Regions from separate parts of the Homo sapiens genome. Here region 2 is linked to region 1. A link is a loop called in an ENCODE intact Hi-C map of the cell type or tissue named here. Cell type or tissue: GM12878. All regions are shown on one strand. Region 1 has its middle 41 kb from the start of HYCC1. Region 2 overlaps HYCC1 (hyccin PI4KA lipid kinase complex subunit 1).

Evidence for each region. Peaks named below come from ENCODE experiments on the same cell type or tissue, not always from the same donor. Only the 100,000 strongest peaks of a DNase experiment are listed, where the experiment ranks them.
Region 2: a loop joins it to region 1, with 2.1 times the contacts of the local background. A loop is called at or near these places in 5 of 110 quality-filtered maps.

The regions. Positions count from the first base shown.
Region 1 is chr7:23,054,338-23,056,837 of GRCh38, reverse strand. No RefSeq gene overlaps it. Among named protein-coding and RNA genes, the nearest start is that of HYCC1, 41 kb to the right of the region's middle. In GM12878, a CTCF peak has its summit at 1,053 (motif pointing right); a DNase peak (open chromatin) is centred at 1,097.
Region 2 is chr7:22,957,951-22,960,450 of GRCh38, reverse strand. HYCC1 (hyccin PI4KA lipid kinase complex subunit 1) reads left to right here. Exons shown (of 11, transcript NM_032581.4): 10 at 36-195. Among named protein-coding and RNA genes, the nearest start is that of HYCC1, 55 kb to the left of the region's middle. In GM12878, no CTCF peak of the experiment used is centred here; a DNase peak (open chromatin) is centred at 1,497.

The DNA.
Region 1 (2,500 bases):
CTTCATTGTTTTACCTTTTCCAGAATGTCATATCATTGGAATCATACAGTATATAGCCTTTTCGGACTGGCTTCTTTCACTTAGCAATATGCATGTAAGGTTCATCCGTATATTTTCATGACTTGATGGCTTTTTTTTCATGTCATTGCTGAATAATGTTTCATCATATGGATGTGCCACAGTTTATGTATTCATTCACCTGTTGAAGGATACCATGGTTTCTTTTGGGGATTGGCAATTACGAATAAAGGTGATATAAACATTTGTCTGCAGAGTTTCCTGTGGATATAAGTTTTCAACTCATTTGAGTAAATACCAAAGAGCATGATCGCTCCATCATAGAGTAAGATGTTTAAAATTTTTTAAGACTTGCCAAACTGTCTTCCAAGGTGTCTGGACCATTTTGTATTCCTACCCAGCAGTGAATGAAAGTTCCTTTTGCTCCACCAAATCCTCACCAGCATTTGGTTATGTTAACATTTTGAATTTTAGCCATTCTAATAGGTATATAGTAGTTTCTTATTATTGTTTTATTGATTTTATGCATTTCAAAGTGTATTAAAACATATTTCTACCTCCTGTATCCAAGGTTCTTAACCTTGAGTTGAGAGATGGAATTCAGGACCTTCATGAAGTTGTGTATAAAATTGTGTGTGATTTTCTGGATAATGAGTGGAGCTTATTTTTATCATTAGAATTTAAAAGAGATTTATCACAAAGACAAAGTACCTTTGTTTTAGACCATTTTATTATTATTGTTTTAATTTAAATCACTTTTAACAGTATTGTTTCAATTTAGATTCTGTGCTGTTTGAAAAGTTAGGCCATAGGCAATTGCACTTATAATTATCCAACAGATTTCTGGGGAATCGTTAATGTAACAATCACAATATTAGACACTGGAGATACAGAGCTCAAGAAAATATGATATCTGTTCTTAGGAAATTCATACTCATGTAACTCCTGTTATCAGCCAATAATCAAAGAGGAAGAAGAAAGGCTGCCCTGTCATTCTGATTACTTCTGGGTGCTCAGTCCTGATTGTGCCAGTAGATGTCACTGTAGTGTAGGACAGCTAACCTGATCAGTTAACCTGAAGGCATGGAATTCAGAAATCTCTCTCTTTTTGGTGCATGATGTACATTTTAAAAAAGTAATGTAGATTTTTTTCTTACCGACACAGACACAGAGCTGACATGAGTATAAAATTGTAGTTATTTAAAAATTTAGAGGATATTTTGAAGCCTAACTAAAAATATTTCTGCAAAAGAATATGCATAGCCAACAATATTATAATTTAACATATAATGTTTTAAGCTGGCAATTTGAAACTTCTAAGCTTTCATCATGATTTTAAAGGTAATTGGAGGATTCACATTAAACAAAAAGCCCAACAACAACCATTACTTATATTTGTTAGCATCTGGCATTTCTCTTGTAAAACCCAAAGACAAATTGAATACTTCTAGTAAGAGTGAAAGATTTAAATTTTAGCCTCTATGACATATATGTTATTTCAGAGATTCTTCTATTCTGAAACAAGAAGAATTCTGTACAAGGAAAAGCTGAACTAAAAATCAAAAGTCTTGCTTTAATTTTTAAAGTGCTTATTCATTAATCAAATAAATTATGCTCATACCCAAGATTTTTTTTTCTTTTCTTTTCTTTTTAAACGAGATAGGGCCTTGCTCTGTTGCCGAAGCTGGAGTGCAGTAGTGCAATCATAGTGTTGCAGCCTCAATCTTCTGGGCTCATGCGATCCTCCTACCTCAGCCTCCTCAGTAGCTGGGACTATAGGCACATGCACAGGCACATGTCCAGCTAAATTTTAAAATTTCTGTAGAGATGAAGTTTTACTATGTTGCTCAGGCTGATCTCAAACTCCTGAGCTCAAGCAGTTCTCCCGATTTGGCCTCCTAAAGTGCTGGGATTACAGGTGTGAACCACTATGACCGGCTGAATTTTTTTTGAAATAAAAATTTGAGTAGCAGTTGTATAGACTCAGACTCAATTACATTTAATGTTTTTTTTTTTGTTTTTTTTTTGGCTAGTCTCAAACCATTAAGGACCAATGAGATAAACTAATATACATCATGCTGAGGTGTAGGAGTTTTTCTTTATGCTGAGGAGCTAATATTCTGGATCCAATCACCCAATGAGAATGTCTAGCTTACTTTTTAGCATCCATATCCCAAGGAGGGTTTGTCAATGCAAACTCCTTTTCATATACAAAATCACTCTGAAGAGGTCTTTTGTTTCTAAATGTTCACCAATTAAGTGGGTGGATATTTAAAAGCTGTCTAATTTGTACTGGGAAGGTTGGCATGGGAAGCTCATTTTATGAGCCAGCATTACCTTAATATTGAAACCAGACAAAATAATTACACGTAAAAAAACTACAGACTAATATCCCAAATAAACATAGACCCCAAAATTCTCAAGAAAATATTAGCAAATTAGATGCAGCAATAAATAAAAAGGATAATGCATCATAACTAAG
Region 2 (2,500 bases), 96 kb after region 1:
TCATGTTGATCTTAAACTATATTTTTTCTCCTTAGGTTGCTAATGCAATAAAGGCTTCATTGCCTCATGGTCCCATGAAATCTAATAAGGAAGGTACAAGGTGTATTCAAGTTGAAATCACACCAACTTCCTCTCGAATATCAAGAAATGCAGTAACCAGCATGTCAATAAGGGGTCATAGGTGGAAAAGACATGGTAAGAAATACGTAACTCTTCAAGTCAAACCATTGTTGATTCTTTTACATTTTTCACTGTACTTATGGTGCTATAACTTCTAACTTCAGTAAATAGTAATCTGGAAGAAAGAGCTGTGGAGTTGCCCTTAACTCCTAATTTATTATCTAGGAGCAATAGGCAGTAAGAAAAATGGAGCCCCTTATGTTACACATATGAATGAAAATGTATTTAAAAATCATATTCAATTTGAAATTGTTACTTCAGTAGGAGAATAAGGAAAATGCATTTTAAAATTACTCATACATTTTGGGCTTGTATTCAAAAGTATTTGCAAATGTTCCTTAATTAATATTTCTGATTTCTCAGTGAACTCTTAAGCAAGTGAATTTACATATTGAAGTAGAACAACTAATAGGGACTTTAAACACTTTGTCTGCACTTTCTGGTAAAGAATGCCATAGTGTTGACGCAACACTAGTTGTATTTTCTTGAAGTTAATTTTCTTTCAAGATTCTGTGTATGTGTGTGTGTATATATATATCCCTTCTTGTCTGCTTCATTTTATTATTTTAAAATTTTATTGGAAGTCATTTTCATTCACTATGGCTTTTTCAGTGCTTTCCCATTTCCCTCCCTTGTCTTTTAATTTATTGTTCTTTATTTAATTTCATATTATTTTTATAACTTCCCTCCTACCTAGAAGTTATTGTAGTGTCAACAACCAGTCTAAGAAGGAAATTATCACCTTCCTCAGAAGGTAACCATGGTGGGAAGCAAAAAGCTACTTCTTTACCCTAAGCAAACGTGTATATTAGAGGTAAAACAAAATCCATTCTCTATTTTCTTCTTCCTGTAAACTGAGGTGAAAATAATAGTTCCTTTTGGTATATTTGGTACTGGTTGTGTTGTGGTTTCTATAGAGAAAATGGGAAAGGAGAAGAATGGAGCTATTTATGGTAAACTAGAAAGTTGGTGATGAGAACAGTTGCCATTGTTTTCACTTAAGGAATCTAGGTGATTGTATGTCAGAAAACAATAATGATTATCCAGCTTACCTAGTGATCATTTTTGGTGTTTTTAAAGTGTAGCAATTCTTGAAAGTTCCATAGGAAAGTATAAAAGAGGCGGTGATGTTTGCCAATAGCAAGGCAAATTATACCACCATTTAAAACATATAGTCTAAACATACTTCAGCTTCTTCAGTGAAAATTATGCTACTGAATGGGGCTAGATTACAGGTAGAAAGTAATTTAATTAGATATGGTTTACCCTGAGGTTGGTTTTTCTGTTTTGGCATTAATGTGTGAGAACAGGCACGGAGGCAATGAAGCAGATCATAGTGGTTACTGTGGCCATAATTGCTTCTAAGCTACTGCTACAGGAAGCACAAGAATGAATTTTAATTTCTTTTCCACTTTCCTTCTTGCTATTTAGGTAGACATATTGGGAATTTGGGAGAGAAATGTAGGTCCTGCAGTTAAAAATGTGAAATATTGATGCTCCCTTGTATTTGTGCATATGTGTGTATATGAGAGAGAGTATGTGTGCATGTCCAGGCGTACATTTAAACAAGGAGGTCTGTACCCTGCAACAAAATGGAAGCCATTTCCCAGACATATTTTATAGGAAAAAAATTACAAAACAAGAGAAAAGACTGCTTGAATGTATTGTTTCTAGCAGATTCTTACATATCTTCCAGATTGTATTTTGGCTGCCACTTGAGGGGTTAGCACTCTGTCTTAGGATTGTACCCTCATTAAAGTAGCATTCTTATCACCTGTACCCCTTCACAATTCTAACACTTGGGAAACTCTGTTTATTATAACAATAAAGTCACAGATGAGAATATAGAAGTGAATGAACTATAAAAAGTAAGTCACATGCATGGAACAGGTACAGAATACAGCTTAGCCTTGTTTATCACTCTTCTTTAGTGTGAATTCCCTTTATCCAGTGGACTCTAAAATACTCTTAAGTCCTTCTTATTTGCCTCTACAGGTAGGTTGCAGTCTCCTCCCTTTTTAGGGTAGTCTTGGCTTTCCCTTCTAGAGCAGTAAAGTTACCATGTTCGGCTGAATTTGAAAGGTTTCTATTTTCCATCCTCATGGTCCTGCTTCCTACTTGAACACATTGTTTTTCTAGGCTCTCTAACAGGCACTGGCTTCCTGTGGGGAAGGTAGACACCTTTGCTGTACTTCTTAGATATATAGACAATTCTCAAATTATAAATAGATTTTTAAATTTAATTTTGTTTATATATAAATTACAAATTTCTCAAATTATAGATTTTTTAATTTAATTGTGTTAATATATAAATTCTATT